Linked DNA regions of Mus musculus: region 2 is linked to region 1. A link is a loop called in an ENCODE intact Hi-C map of the cell type or tissue named here. Cell type or tissue: heart. All regions are shown on one strand.

Region 1 (8,000 bases):
AATTAATTAATTAATTAATTAATTAATATTAAAACCCTTTCCAGGAAGCCCTCACAAAGCACAGCTGTCCTGGGGTGTTCAGGCCTTCCCGCAGCCTGCCTGTCTCTTCTGCTGTTTAAATGACACCCTCTCTGGTCGCTTGCCTGGGGGGGAGGGGGTCCACTGGACATGGATCCTGTGAATGATCTAAAAATAGATAGGGGTAGTGGGTAGTGGAGGCACACACCCTTAACCCCAGCACTCAGTAGGCAGAGGCAAATTTGTGGCCAGCCTGGTCTACAGAGTGAGTTCCAGAACAGCCAGGGCTACACAGAGAAACCCTATCTTGAAAATCCAGAAAGAGGGGCTGGAGAGATGGCTCAGTGGTTAAGAGCACTGACTGCTCTTCTAGAGGTCCTGAGTTTAATTCCCAGCAACCACATGGTGGCTCACAACCATCTGCAATGGTATCTGATGCCCTCTTCTGGGGTGTCTGAAGCTACAGTGTATTCTATTCATGCACATAAAATAAATAAATCTTTAAAAAAAAAGAGAGAGAGAGAGAGAAGAAAAAACAGAAAGAAAAAAGATAGAGGTGTGGCTAGAGCCGGGGTTTGGGCTTAACCAGCAGAGGACCTGTTTCCTGTTTGCTTAGCCTGAACAAAACCCTGTCTCCCCCCCACCCCCCACCCCCAGTCATCACAGAAACCAGTCCTGGAGATTCACCCCTGTCATTCCAATACTGGGAGGTGGAGGCAGGAGGATCTGGAGTTTAAGGTGGCCTGGACTACATGAGACTTTGTTACAAAAATACACAAAAATAAATTGAAGGCTTCCATCCTCCATCTGTGGGGGCCTCTGTTTCCCCACCCTGGACAGACAGGTGTTTGTCTTTAGACTCCTTCCAGATGAACAGAAGCCAGCATAGAGGCTGCTGGCTGCTCACAGGGAACCTGATGTCTCCTGAGCTCTCTCTGTGCCCCCCCCCCATCCTTGGTCAGTCCCTTGTCTGAAGGGGACACAGTGATGGACCCCTGAGGGGCAGGTGAAGGCAACTCAGCTCCTTGGCTGGCGACAAAGCATCAGGGACCCTAGGAAGAAATCCGTGAGGGACTGGTAAGGTTCTGCCTCCGGGTGGACTAGGAACCTTAGAAATTGTGGAAGAACACAGGGTTCTCCTCATACCCAGAGGCGGGGCACCCAAAGTGGGGCCTGTACTTCTAATCCAGCTGTGCATTTATTGGGCTCCTGCTGTATACAGGGCCTTCTGGCCATCTCACCTAGGCAGTGAGTGTTTGGAGACCAACAACCTCCCTTAAGGGCCTCAGTTTCCCTTCCTGTGAAATGGGATTAGTTTCTTCCATCCCAGGCACACACTGAGGATGGAGACTGTTCTGAAGTGCATCCCATCCCTGCAGTGCTCTGGGACCACACAATTATGCAAGGATTGCTGTAATATCCTGGCCTCACCACACAGACTAAGTACTCAGCAAAGGCACGCATTAACAGATGCAGCCACTCTGCCTCAGTTTGCAAATTTGTAACACCCTCCCTAGGACCCAGGGAACATGGGATCTAGAGAGCCACCCCCACCAGGAATGAGCCTCTAGTACCCCTGTAGCCATTTACAAGAAGCCCTCCCCCTTCCCAGGCCCCCAGGCTGCCGTTCTCAGCCCAATAATCTAATCTTGTTTCCAAGGCTCCCGATCAATAACCCCCAGGCAGCGCCAAAATGAGGCTCTTAAAGGGCCAGCAGCCTGCCTGGACATTGGGGCCCATTCCCTCAGCTTTATTCAGCAAAAACTGTCCTCCATGGCCCCCACCCGCTTGCTGTGTGGCCCCAAGCCAGAGGCCTGACCTATCAGAAATGTTGGTGCCTATAGGACTCCATCTATGGGCTTGCCCAAGGAGGGAAACTGAGGAAAGATGGTGGACATTGGCTTGTGCCCTCTTGTGTAGCCTGCCTGCCTTCTGCCCTCCCTACCCTTCCTCCTGGGCAGACCCTCATCCCCAACCCCTATCCCAGGGTTTATTCAAATGCATTTATTGGGAAAAGGCCAGCCCTATATGCCTCCTGACCCAGTCCCCTCTCAGCTTCCCATACCAGGGACCAGCAGGAGCCAGAGTCCCCTCCATAAAGCCCTCCACACTTGCACCTCTGTCTTGGTCCCTGGAGTGACCAGCTGTCTGGAGATGCAGAGGTGGGCGCTCCTGGGGTCAGCAGGTGTGGAATACGCAGGAAGCAAAGAAGGAAAGCTGCCTCTGAGCTAGGCTGACAGAACCTTCCAGAAATGCAAATGGTAGCCTGCTCAGGAACAGCAATGGTGAAATCTTGGTGGATTTTTCTAGAAGCATCTGTGGTTGGCTCTCAAGAGATCACAGCGATGGGACTGTCAAGAAGACAGCCATGCTGACTGCTCAGGGGATACACAATGGGCCTGCGGGTCACTGGAAGCCATTGACCCCCCTGACCTGGCTTAGTGGCCAGCAACTGGGATTAAGGCTGAGCCTCCCTCCAGCCAGCCACTGTCCACATAGCAAGTGGCCAGGTCTGGAGCAGAGTCTAGAGATCACAGAGGCTGGGTGTATGGGGAAACGGAGGCCTAAGGAGAGCCACTGATATGCAGGCGCCCACCGACTCTGCTCCGACATACTCCAGGGGCTGCCTAAGGCTCCTGACCTGATCCTACAGGTCCTCCCTGACACCCTAGCTGATCCTCCACCTGACCACCTTCTGTGTCCAGTGTAGGGACTGCAAGGGTGAGCTGTGGTCGATGATACAGCTGACCTGGTGGCTGCTGTTGCCAAGGAGATGGCCTATGGTCACCATGGGTGACGACAGACATGAGCGGGAGGAAGAGAGGGTGACCAGAAAAGGCAGGACCCACATCAGAGAATCTGGACAGCTTCCTGCCTGTGCACCCCTGAAGACTCCAGGAATGGCCACTGGTGCACACCTGGAGATCCGCTGGCCAGTCACAGATAAACTCCTGTCTGCAGGGTCGACCAAGCAGGGCATTCTACATGGAAGGCCAATGTCCCAGGACCCTGCGGGATGAACAGCAGCTCAGCTTGCTGCATAGCCAAGAGCCCACTCCTCTGGTTCCAAAACTGATCTCTGGTTGGCAGAAGTTCCCTGGTGAAAAACATGTGGAACTAAGGCGCCGCGGGGGCGGGAGGGGGACGCTCCGTTATACAGCCTGTAATGAGTTAGGTATCTGAATAGTTTACTGGGTGTCTGACTTTAGATACAAAGGAGACACTCAGCCAGGCGTGGTGGCACACGCCTTTAATCCCAGCACTTGGGAGGCAGAGGCAGGCGAATTTCTGAGTTCGAGGCCAGCCTGGTCTACAGAGTGAGTTCCAGGACAGCCAGGGCTATAAAGAGAAGCCCTGTCTCGAAAAAAACAAAACAAAACAACCACTCCAAACAAACAAACAAACAAACAAAACAAAGGGGACACTCCAGGCATGAATCTGGCTTCCCAGCAGTGACAGGCCTCACATGGAGGAAGCTTCACAAAGGTGGAAATTGGGACAACACAGATAAACTGAGGCATGAACTATGTTCCTCTTCGAGGTTATGAGCTGAGGCAAAAGCCATGGGAATATGGGGGTGGGGGTGGTGGGATCCTGGAGCTGTCGATGTGCCTGCTGCAGCCGGTCAGTCCATCCAGTCAGTCCATGAGAACCTACTATTCACACAACATCGTTCCCAGCATAAGGATCGCCCAGAACAGATGACATGGGGGTCTTATGCATGGAAGTGAGACTCTGGGACACTAATGTGCCCAACATGAGTATTCACGCACCAACATGCTGTATAAGAACAAGCCTGTTAAGATTCTCTCGGTAGGGGTGGATCGGCGTGGACGTCGCTTGTGACATGCACGAAGTATATGAACACGTGAGCTGAGCTCGGTGCCTACAGGTGCCTTTGCACAGGTGCCTTTGGGTACACTTACGAACTGCGCTTGCGCACACCGAACAGCGCGCTGTGCACTCTGGAGCGTTTCTGAGCGTCGTCCGCCATCTAGTGGACAGATGCTGAACTGCCGCCCCATTCTGGAAAACTTGGGACGGGGGTCCCAGTGCTGCCTCTCACGTCCCTTCTAGGGGACAGTGTTTGCCATGGTTTCATTGGACTAAGAACAGGAAAGAACTGGAACAAGATTAGGGTCTGCAAGGGGTCAAAGGCAGGGCAGACAGAAAGGACACCCCCATCCCTCGCTTCTGGGCTGATCAAGTCGCAGGGAGCAAGCCAGGGAGCAGGGCTCCTCCACCGCTCTGCATCAGCTCCGACTTTGAGTTACTGCCCTCACTTACCTCATGGTAGACTGTACATTGTAATCTGAAATAAACCCTCTGTATGTGACACACAGCCACAGACAGAGATACCACTAGGTGGTGTCTCCTGCACAAGTGCACACAGGAAGACCAGGAACCCCATTCCATTTCTTCCCAGTCTCCTGGGAGTCCAGCAGTCTGGATTAGAGTCTGTGTGACCATAAGCATGTGGCCTTACAGTTCTGTGCCTGTTTTTAAATGGTCTAAGGTCACCAAAGGGACCTTTCCAAAGATAGCTGAGGTCTGGGGGCATATACAAAGGCCCTGTGCTCCAAGGCTAGGCTGAACTTCCAGGTCTCAAGGCTGGGCTGCTGAGGGGCCCGAGACTTCTGTCCTGAATTCAAGATGTGGAGACATTTGTGGGATTTTGGGGACCTAGGACCTTAAGGTGTTTCAGATGGATTCTGGGATTCTGATCTCTGGTTCTCAACTTTCAAAAGGAGGAGGAGGAGGAGGAGGAGGAGGAGGAGGAGGAGGAGAAGGAAGGAAGGAAGGAAGGAAGGAAGGAAGGAAGGAAGGAAAGAGAAAGAAAGAAGAAAACTTCAGAAGTTGGTTTCCATGCTGGGAGCTGATTGGATGTCCCAAAGTCAAGGTGGGAAGAGTGGCCCCTGTGAGCCTCAGAGGGGAGTTATTCCCAAGGTTCCCAACAGGACAATTCTCAGGGCCAGAGACCCCAGAATCTGAGGCTACACCCCAGGCCAAGTGAGGATGGCCAGCCCCACCCCCTCAGTTCCCAGTGATGAGTAGCAAAAGTTGCGGCTGCCCTGACTGATAGGCAAACATGCAAATGAGGCCCCACCCCCACTTTTCCACAGTGAGGGTCTGTATGAGGTTAGGGTGTCTCTGTATGGAGGGGTGTAGATCACCTAGAGGGCTTTAGAGGGACAGCCCCTCCCCCTCCCTTCACCCCCTGCTGTGGGAGCCCAGGCAGCTTGGCCAGTGGTAGCTGAGACACTGTGTCTGTCCAGCTCTGGCCTGGCCTCACCTGGCCACAGGATCCAACCTCACCACAGCTTGTAATGTCTAAAAAGGGGACCCTGTGTGATCGATTCTCCCCAACAGCCAGGAACCATGAGATAGGAACAACCCTGTCCCTGGGCCCAGAAAACTTCCTGCCTTCCCTGGAGCAGGCTGCACAAGGTTGCCAGTCTGCATCCAGGAGAGGGACCTTCACCTCAGGCCAGCCCGGCTCAGTCAACCACACAGAGCAGAGCATGGACAGGATAAAGCCACAGAGGCCAGAGCAGACTAGACAGAGAGACACAGACAGACAGGATAGCAAAGGGAGATGTGGGATAAAGACAGACACACAGACACACAGAGGGGGCTAAACACCCGTCATCCCAGTTCTCTAGAAACAAAGGCAGGAAGATCATGAGTTCAAGGTTATCCTTGGCTACACAGCTAGTTCAAGGCCAGCCTGAACCTACAGGGTGGTAGGGAGCTCTACAGAGGCCATTCCCTCTCCACCTGGCCTGGTGCCAGCCACCAGCTGCTGCCTCGGTTCCCCTCCCCCTTCTGGTGAGGGTGGGTGGCCCAGCTGCTGCAGGCCATGCACCACACACCACTCTGAGCCCCTGCAGCTGCTGCCCTCCCTGCCCAGGACCCCAAAGTCCACTGCCCAGAAGCAGGGGTTGTGTGGGCCTTCAGACTCCTCCGGGAAGCTTCTGTCTCCTCATCAGTGAAATGGAAACATCCATCTTCCTCCTCTCCCCCAACTGAGCACAGGGGCCACCAAGGGTCTGCAGGTCACCTCACGAGGTGTGGAGTAAAATCAGCTAATGAGGACCACTGAGAGGGCTCAGCGGGGAAAGGGGCTTGCTTCCAAGTCTGATGACCTGAGTTTGATTCCTAGAAATACCTGGTATGAGGAAAAATCTAATTCTTGTGTGTCCATGGCACATGTGAGCTCACACATACACACATGGATTAACTGTAGTAAACTTTTAAAAAATATCTAGCTGGGCGTGGTGGCACGCGCCTTTAATCCCAGCACTCGGGAGGCAGAGGCAGGTGGATTTCTGAGTTCAAGGCCAGCCTGATCTACAAAGTGAGGTCCAGGACAGCCAGGGCTATACAGAGAAACCCTGTCTCGAAAAACCAAAAAAAAAAAAAAAAAAAAAAAAAAAAAAAAATCTGATAACTCAGCAGATGGTGCAGGCCAGGGGGTAAGGGACGTGGCAGGGTTACTTTGGGGTTGGCAAATGCAAAGGTCCTGTGATCAGCAGAGACAGGGCATCCAGTGTCCTTGGAAGATAGCCTTGAATGCCTGACCCTCCTCCTTGCATCATGCCTGGCCTTCAGCTTTGGTATTTTGGAACAGGGTCTTAATCTGTATGTAGCCCAACCCAGCCCAGAACTCATGACAATTCTCCTGTCTCAGCCTATGTCACAGAGCTTACGTGTTAGACTGGAACTCAGAGCTTTACCCAGGGGCCATTTGTGGCTGGTAAGGAGAGGGACAGCCCTGTCCTCTAACCCGAGTGCCAGGACATAAGGAGGTGACAGAGGTGTGCAGGTCTGCAATCAGCCTCTCCTTCAAGCATTTTTTGTAAGATTAGTTATTCAAATATCATATTAATGTGTCTGTGTGGGGGCCACACGTGCACAAGGTCCTCAGAGGCCAGAAAAGGGTGCTGGATTACCCGGAGTTGAACTCTGTTGGCTCTGGGCTGTGATACAGATGCGGCCATCAGAAGTCCAGTCCAGTGGAAGAACAGCAGTGCTCTCAGCCACTGCACATCTCTCCTGTCTCCTGAGCCCTGGCTCTTGCAGCCCACTTCCTCCTCTGTGACCCTAGGGGCACCCCCCTAGACTCCCAGGCTCCTCACAGGGACTGCCCCTCCTTAATCCCCAGACACCTGCGGGGCCCCAGTCCCCACAGTTGAGACTCAGGATGCCCTTGAGACTTCCCACAGCCTGCTACTTGGCTATCAGTGTATTACTTCCTCTGTCTAAAGGACATGGTGGCCTATCTGTCTCCCCAGCACATGGGAAGCTGTGGCTGGAGGAGATGGCCTTCCAGGCCAACCTGGGCTACATAGTGAGACCCTGCTCCCCAACACCCCCTCCCAAAGTGGGGAGGAAGGTGGGGGGGTGTCTTAGTCAGGGTTTCTATTCCTGCACAAACATCATGACCAAGAAGCAAGTTGGGGAGGAAAGGGTTTATTCAGCTTACGCTATTCACACTGCTGTTCATCACCAAAGGAAGTCAGGACTGGAACTCAAGCAGGTCAGGAAGCAGGAGCTGATGCAGAGGCCATGGAGGGATGTTCTTTACTGGCTTGCTTCCCTTGGCTTGCTCAGCTTGCTCTTGTATAGAACCAAGACTACCAGCCCAGGGATGGTCCCACCCACAAGGGGCCTTTCCCTCTTGATCACTAATTGAGAAAATGCCTTACAGTAGGATCTCATGGAGGCATTTCCTCAACTGAAGCTCCTTTCTCTGTGATAACTCCAGCTGTGTCAAGTTGACACAAAACTAGCCAGTACAGGGGGTCAATCAGTAAAGTATTTGCCACACAGGCAGGAATCTGAGTTTAAACCACCAAATCCACATAAAGGGATGAGTATGGCTTTGCACACCTGGAGATAGGGCTGGAAGGTCCCCAGGGACTTCCTAGCCACTCAGCCTAGTGGAACTGGGGAGCTCTGTGTTCTGTAAGAGGTCCCAT
Region 2 (8,000 bases), 120 kb before region 1:
TATATTAAAGAGGGTCTCAACTGCTGGCCACGCCCCCACCGCCTCACTGAGGGATTCTAGAAGGAGCTGCTCCCCCCCACACACACACTATATGCACCAACTACATACTCTTGCCTTTTTCTGCTTTATTGCCCCGACTAATTCCAGAACATTCTTTTATGCCTAAATAAGCTCTTACTCCATAAGCTGTACCCTCCCCTTCCTAGCCATCATTCTTAAGTCTGCACCCCAAGTTCTGGATGTTTTCTGTGGAGTCCCTTACTCCCTTGGCCTTTTGTGTTGGTTCTCTCACCAAACATCTCCACACCAGTGAGTGGTCTCGACTCCTTTGGGAGTCCAACAGCCCTTTCACATGGGTCACTAAGACAGATTTACATTACGATTCATAACAGTAGCAAAGTTACTGTTACAAAGTAGCAATGAAAGACTTTAATGGCTGGTGTCACCACATGAGTAACTACATGTATTAAAGGGTCTCAGTAAGGTGTTGGCAACCACTCTATATTGTCATGTGTCACAGCCATTCTTCAGTTTAGGACTGAGCAAGACTCCCGTGTTCATCATTCATTTGTCAATGCACAGATTGTGAATTGAATTTAAAATTGGCTTCTGTGATTAGTGCTGATATGAACACGCATATTTAAGTTCCTGGGTGGCTGTGTGCTTTTTTTTTTTTTTTTTTTTTCTCGTTTTTCGAGGACAGGGTTTTTCTGTATAGCCCTGGCTGTCCTGGAACTCACTCTGTAGACCAGGCTGGCCTCGAACTCAGAGATCCGCCTGCCTCTGCCTCCCGAGTGCTGGGATCAAAGGCGTGCTCCACCACTGCCCGGCTAGTGGTGTGCTTTTTATCTTTGTTGGTAAGCACCTAAAGGTACTTGGCCAGCTCTGTGGTCTCCCATCTCCATTTCTGAGCTTATTTCAGAGATCCTTCTGAGAAGAGTGTGGCAGAACAACCCCCTTACAGGCCCCTAGTGAGGAATTGGGGGCATGGTCAGGTTGGATCCCCGCCTAGGATTCCAACCTCCTCCCAAAAACAAAACAAAACCAACAAACAAGAAACAAGCCCAACTTGTTCTGGAAGCGCTGTATTGTTCCTTCCTCTGCCTATGTTTCTCTTCATGATCATAAGTGTGGCTAAGGTGGGCACGGCAGGGCTGGGGAGGTGGAGCCACAAGGATCAGAGGTTCAACATCATTTTCACTGCTTAGAATGTTCACAGCAGCCTACCGATAAAAAACCAACAAAACCCCAAACATAATAGCCTAGGGGGTCTGTCATTCTCAGCTACTCAGGAGGCCAGGTAAGATGGTTGAGTTCAAGGCCAAGAAAAGGAAAACACATGTCAAGCCACCATCATTCAGCAGTGATGAGTTGGACAACAGCGCCAGATGCAGAAAGATTTGGATCTTTCTTTCGAACTCCCGGGTGAGTGAGCAGACAGGTGCTGTGCTGCAGGTTGTCTTGCCGGGACACCAGCTCTGGACCTCTGGTCTGACAGAGGTCGGAGATGAGACATACATTATCCTGATAACTATATTCGCAGAGGCTGAGTTATATGTGACAGTACTGAGAAGTAACCATGCCTGGGTCGGCTCCCTTTGCTCTTCTACCGTGCGTGAGAAGCAATCTCTGTACTGTTTCAGGCTCTTTGCCAAATAACTTTGTTGGGAAAAGGCCACATCTGGAACACCTCTTGCTGATCTTGGTGCCCTGCTGCTAGGCTGACTGTATTTCTATAGAGGGACCCTGCCTTGGGGTCACCTACAGCTCCTGCTTTTGGACCCCAAATTACAGCTGCCCTGTCACCGCCCCCTTCAGTTGTTGATAATAGTTGTATAAAGGCACACAGAATATGAAAGTGCACTTAAACCTCATTTCCATGTATAGCTCAGCACCATGAAGCTCATTCGAAGGCTATGCTTCAGCTTCCACCATCCATCTCCATAGCTCCCAATCTGACGCTCTGGCTCCAGTGATTCCAACAATGTCCTGGGGAGTGGGAAGCTGAGGGAGTCCAGAGATGTTGAAAAACATCTTTATTGGTGGGTGGTGGTGTGGCACGACTACAGTCCTGTCACACAAGAGGCAGAGGCAGGCAGGTCTTTGTGAGGTTTAGGCCAGCCTGGTCTACAGAGTGAGTTCCAGGATATCTAGGGCCACACAGAGAAACTGTGTCTCAGAAAAACAAACAAGCCAGGTGTGGTAGCACACGCCTTTAATCCCAGCACTTGGGAGGCAGAGGCAGGCAGGTTTCTGAGTTCGAGGCCAGCCTGGTCTAGAGTGAGTTCCAGGACAGCCAGGGTGATACAGAGAAACCCTGTCTTGAAAAAACAAAACAAAACAAACAAACAAAAAAAACCCCAGAAAAACAAAACAAAACCAGCTTTTATTTATTTTAAAATACCAGTTTCCAGGTAACCCAGGTTGGCCCTGAGTTCTCTGTGTAACTGAGAATGATCTGAGTCAATCTCTCACCTCTATTTCCACTGTACTGAGACTATAGGTGTGTTCCCACCTCTGTCTCCACTGTACTGAGACTATAGGTGTGTTCCCACCTCTGTCTCCACTGTACTGAGATTACAGGTGTGCTCCCACCTCGACCTCCACTGGACTGAGACTATAGGTGTACACCACCAGAATTGCTTTTGAGGCTGTGTAATAACCCAGGGCCTATGTCATATGTTCGTCATGCACCAGTGCTTATCCAGGTGACTTCTCTCTGTGAGAATTGTTAAATGCTGGTAGAATACCCTTCCAAAATTGCATGTGTTGGCTCAAGTCTGTAATCCTAGGATCCCAGAGGCTGAGGCAGATGGATTTTATAGATTTGAAAATGAGATGAGCCTGGAGTGCAGAAGGAGAATCTTTTAAAATAAACACCAAATAAATTGATTAAAAATTTAAAAAGCAGGCGGCCATGGTGACTCAGGCCTGTAATCTTAGCATTTAGGAAAACTGTCAGAAGTCCAAGATCAGTCTAGGCTACAGTGCCAGACCCTGTCCAGACAAACAGAAAGAGGGGTTCTGGGGATGTTGCTCAGTGACTGGAGTAACTGTCTAGCAAGCACAAGGCTTTGCGTTTCATCTCCAGCACTGTGTAATGGGCAAGTCCATCCAGTCTGTGTTACATGAGACCTTACCTCAATCAAAAGCAAAACAGAAAAGCGGTTGGGGAGAGGGCTCAGTGGGTTAGAAAGCTGTGCACAGGTCTCAGGACCTGAGTTCTAATCCCCAGCACCCATTTAAAGCTGGGTATGACCAGGTGAGTGCCACCCTAGGCTTTGGGGTGGAGGCAAGCAGATGCTGGGAGCTTGCTAGCCAGCCTGCCCAGCTGAAGTACTTCAGTGAAGAAGCCTGTCTTAAAGGAAAGAAAATGGAAGACTAAACAAAGGGGTGGGAAGCTGTATGCTCCTCTAACCTCTGCATGCGGGTGCACAGTGTCGCCTCCCTCCAAACACCCCAGAACAAAGCAAAAACAAAAAAACAAAAAAACAAAAAAAAAAAAATCAAATATATTTCCAGAGTGTAGCTTAGTTGGAGTGCCCTTGTCTAGTGTATGTATCTAGGCACGGCAAAAAGAAAAAAGAAATGCCCCACTGATACCCCTCGTGGTTAGGTGACTATTTGAGCATCAATTAGGTAGGTTTCTCAGGATAGGCACCTCAGCCAATTAAGACCCTGGCTAGAGAGTTGGCTCAGTGGTGAAGAGCACTTACAGCAATTGGAGACTTGGGTTCGGTTCCCAGTACTCACATGACCGTTCATAACCATGAGTAGCTCCAATTTCTGGGTATCCAAAGCCCTTTTCTGACTTCAGCGAGAATCAGAAACACTCATGTTGCACATACATAGAATTAGAAAGTAAATCCTAAATCAAACAAAAACCCTGGCCGTGAAGCTCTCCTCGTCCTCCGGGGGGCGCACGACGGCCTTATATAGCCAAAGATTACAGCGGAGACTCGCGGTGCATTTCCAGCCAGGCGCACTCTGGACAGCCCAGGCTTCTCAGGGGCTTGAGGCTCAAGATTGCGAAGCTGCACCCGCGAAAGTCCGGTGCCGGAAGGTTCTCAGGACCAGAAGCATATAATCACGCGTTCTTTAAAGCTTCTCTTGTCCTAAGCTTCGGGTCTTCCGACGGCTACAGTTCCGCGGGAGACGACATTGTAAGCAGGCGCACTTCAGTCAGCCCTTCCCGGCGTCCCTAGCGACAGCGTCCCGGGGGCCTCTGGGGGCCTCGGGGCAAGATGGCGGCGTCGGCGGGGTCCGAAAAGCGCGAGCGGAAGCCTCCGGGGCGAGTGTGAGGAGGGGTCCCGGGGTCCCGGGTATCTCCGGGCCGGGGCCCCGCTGCGGAACGGACCATGCTACGTTCTACCGGCTTCTTCCGCTCCATCGACTGCCCATACTGGGCGGGAGCTCCCGGGGGGCCTTGCCGGCGGCCCTACTGCCACTTCCGGCACCGCGGAGCTCGGGGTCCCGGCGCTCCCGGTAGCGGCGGCGCAGCATCTCCTGCATCAGGTAAAGCCCATAGGACCGCCCTGGGTCCCACAGCCCGCCCGTGCTACATGTTTCCCTTGCTCAGCCAGACCGCGCACTGTCAGATTGCTGTCCCTCTCCTAGCTGCCATCGCGATGCTGTGCAAATGTCTAGACCTCTCTGGTCATTAAAGCATAAAGACGGTCACGACGGAGCGAGAGACCGTGCATCCCCGTCCCCAAGCTAGGGGACTTGGTGCAACTCCTCCGGTTCTTATTCTGTCCACCTTGTTCCGAACGATATATCATTCCCTCCCGTCACCACGCACGCCACCCTGTGCGCTTGTGGCATACCTTGTTTACGAACGCGACAGTTTCCTGGGATGAGTCCCCCCCCCCCCCCCACTGTCTCCAGTAGTTGGATGCACAAGGCCATAGGGGCACCTGCTGTTTGTCGAGCGGAAAACCCCCTTGCCTTGAACGGGTGTGGACTTTGAGCTTGGCAGGGAGCATGTCGCAATTAGTGTGATGACATTTTGAAGAAGGCCTCAGGGATCAGGCAGTGTGTAGGAAGTATTGTATTAGAGAAAAGACATTAAGGTTTTGTTATTTGTCTTTTGTTTGTTTTTACTGTTGTAGGCCAGGCTAGTTTTGGACCCAGGACCCTGAAGCTGCAACCTCCTAGGTTCTGGGATGGCCCTAACCGGACCCTTAGGATTCCAATTGCATTTAAAGAAGACATTGGAGAGCCTAGAGAGATGGCTCCGATTTAAGAGCACTTTCTGTTTTGGGCTGGGCCTGCTGCGTGCACACTTTTAGTCCCGTTTCTCTAGAGGCATTGCCGGGTGGACCTCTGAGTTTGAGTCCAGCCTGGTCTATATAGGAAGCCTTGTTCCAGAAATCCATAGCCAGTGAGTCCCTGTCTGAGGGGTGGGGGCCACGCTTGCTACTGTTGCAGAGGCCCTGGATTGGGTTACCAGCAGCCACATGGCTGGTTTGTAAACCCAGTTCCAAGGCACCAGCCATGTGTGGTGCAAATGCAATCACCCAGGCAAACTCTCATGTGGATGAAATTAAAAACAAAAACCTTTAAAAAGTGGCATGGCACCCAGGTATGGTGGTGCATGCCTTTAATTTCAGCATTTAGGAGGTAGAGGCAGGTGAATCTCTTTGAGTTTAAGGCCAGCCTGGGTTACATATGTGGTCATCTCTAAAAGAGAGACAGGGCATTGTTGACTAGAGTACCGTTTAGTCCCCTCTGGTGGCCTCTGTTCCTTAGAAATGGCTTGGTGAACTTCACCACTGACTCCACCCCCAGGTCCCAGGTTTATTTTAGACCACTCTCTCTCAAGCTGTTGTCTTTTATTTAAATAATGGTATATATATATGTGTGTGTGTGTGTGTATATATATATATACATATATATATATATCGAGCATTTAAATGGATAGATAGGTTCACTGTGTAGCCCAGGCTGGCCTCGAACTTGAGGTGATCTTCCTGCCTCTGCCCTCTGAGAGTTTGAGGGCCAGGCATGACCTGCCACATCTCTTGTTGTTGGGTCCCCATCCTCACACATACATTGGCCTAGGACACCTGCACTGCAAGTGGCCCTTTGACAACTCTGTGTGTGGTGGTCAGGCTCCACACCTGGCCGCCATTGTCCTTGCCGGGTCAGCCGGGGACTCAGCCCAGGTGCTTGGGAAGAGGAGGGGCATAGCTTGGCAGATTTCACTGCAGGGTGGGCCCTGAGTGCCTGGCATAGGCGACCTCTCAGGCTGCAGTGCCCAGCTTGGTGACATGCAGTGCCTTTCGTTTCCTATAGACTTATGCCTGTATGGGTGTCCAACTCGGTGTGTCTGCAGAGGCCAGAGGGGGACATTGGATTCCTAGGTCTGAATTTCCAAGTAGTTGTATGCCTTCAGCCATTAGTGTTACGGATGGAGTTCTGACCGTGGCAAAAGCAACCAGTGCTCTTAACCCCTGAGCCATCTCTTTCACCCTTTTGTTGTTTTGTGGGATTTTGTTTTGTTTTTTGAGACAGGGTCTCTGTGTACCCCTGACTGTCCTGGACTCACTCTGTAGACCAGGCTGGCCTTGAACTCACAGAGATCCTCCTGCCTCTGTCTCCAGAGCACTAGGATCAGTGGTGTGCACCCCCACCACTAAGTTGACATCCTGGCTTTTAAAGTTTACTTCCTTTTTGTGGATTGGGGATGGAAGCTGTCTTCTGCTGTGCCCAGTGCTGGACCCAATACTGTGCCATCCCAGTGCTGTACCCGGTACTGTGCCATCCCTGAACAGTGTTGTACCTGGTACTGTGCCATCCCTGAGCAGTGCTGTACCTGGTACTGTGCCATCCCTGAGCAGTGCTGTACCTGGTACTGTGCCATCCCTGAGCAGTGCTGTACCTGGTACTGTGCCATCCCTGAGCAGTGCTGTACCTGGTACTGTGCCATCCCTGAGCAGTGCTGTCCCCGGTACTGTGCCATCCCTGAGCAGTGCTTGGTCCTCACCTTTCCTCTCACGTTGTTCTTCCTGTGCTGTCTTGCGCCACAGCTGGTTACTTGGTTCCCCAGAAGGTCATGTTTGGGGTCTGGTGCTTCTCTGTGTGTCTGACAGTCCTCAGGGAATGGTGCTCCGTTCCTCGTGGCATCTCCTGGTGTCCTAGACATGATGTCCAGTCCTGCTCTTCCTGCTCTGGGGATTCTTCTGTCCTCTCCTCAGTGCTCCTCTGAGGAGGCCTGGGCCTGGGCTGCTCTGGATTAGGATAAAGTCCCTACACCTGTGGCTCAGCCTTGGTGGCATCCCTTGGGCTCCCTGGAGTAGCCCTCCATGGCCTTTGTACCCACAGGAAAGCAAACCCTTATGTGACTGGTCTCCAGTGGCTCAGAGCTGCAACAGAAGCTAGCCACCTTTTCTCAGCTGGGATACATAGTTACCCTGTTGAGATGCTGAGTGCTATGGAGGAAGACAGGCTGAGGGACAAAGGAAGTTTGTTCACTGATACCAGTGAGGGAGGTTAGAGCTATGGGCATAGGAGGTGATTCCTCGGTGGTAGCCCCTGTGAGTGGCAAGACTGGGCCTTGGGTTTCTCTCTGGATTCCTATTGGCTGGTGTACACGAAGCCCGGGCCCCAACACAGCTACTGTCCCTGTCAAGGGAGGGGTATGTATGAGAGGAGCAGAAATGAGAAATCAGGGTGTCTGAGCCAGAGAGCTAACCCCACCCCCACCCTTGCCATGTCTTCAGGGCCTTGGAACCTCCATCTGAGACCCCCAGCAATGTTGTGTGGGTGGCAGCCAGGAGTGAAGTGTGAGTGGCTCCACACACGCCCAGCCAGAGGTGTTCCCATATTTCCCTGTGGACAGTTTGGTGCTAAGGGCAAGTCCAGAACAGAAGCTGTGGAGCTTCTTAGAAGGAACAGGCTTTGTCAGGTAAAGGAGGGTGTTCCTAGGGCAGAGAGTGGGGGGTGGGGCGAGAAAGTGGCTGTGGCCAAGTTCCTTCTGAGCCTTGAGGGCCTCTGGA

What was found. Peaks named below come from ENCODE experiments on the same cell type or tissue, not always from the same donor. Only the 100,000 strongest peaks of a DNase experiment are listed, where the experiment ranks them.
Region 2: a loop joins it to region 1, with 6 times the contacts of the local background. A loop is called at or near these places in 15 of 42 quality-filtered maps.

The regions. Positions count from the first base shown.
Region 1 is chr10:80,442,371-80,450,370 of GRCm38, reverse strand. No RefSeq gene overlaps it. Among named protein-coding and RNA genes, the nearest start is that of Tcf3, 13 kb to the right of the region's middle. In heart, no CTCF peak of the experiment used is centred here; a DNase peak (open chromatin) is centred at 3,950; H3K4me3 peaks cover 362 bases; H3K27ac peaks cover 713 bases; H3K27me3 peaks cover 4,123 bases.
Region 2 is chr10:80,557,779-80,565,778 of GRCm38, reverse strand. Rexo1 (REX1, RNA exonuclease 1) reads left to right here and starts at 4,219. Exons shown (of 15, transcript NM_025852.3): 1 at 4,219-4,515. The coding sequence starts at 4,359. In heart, a CTCF peak has its summit at 3,908 (motif pointing right); DNase peaks (open chromatin) are centred at 3,978 and 6,098; H3K4me3 peaks cover 2,670 bases; H3K27ac peaks cover 3,116 bases.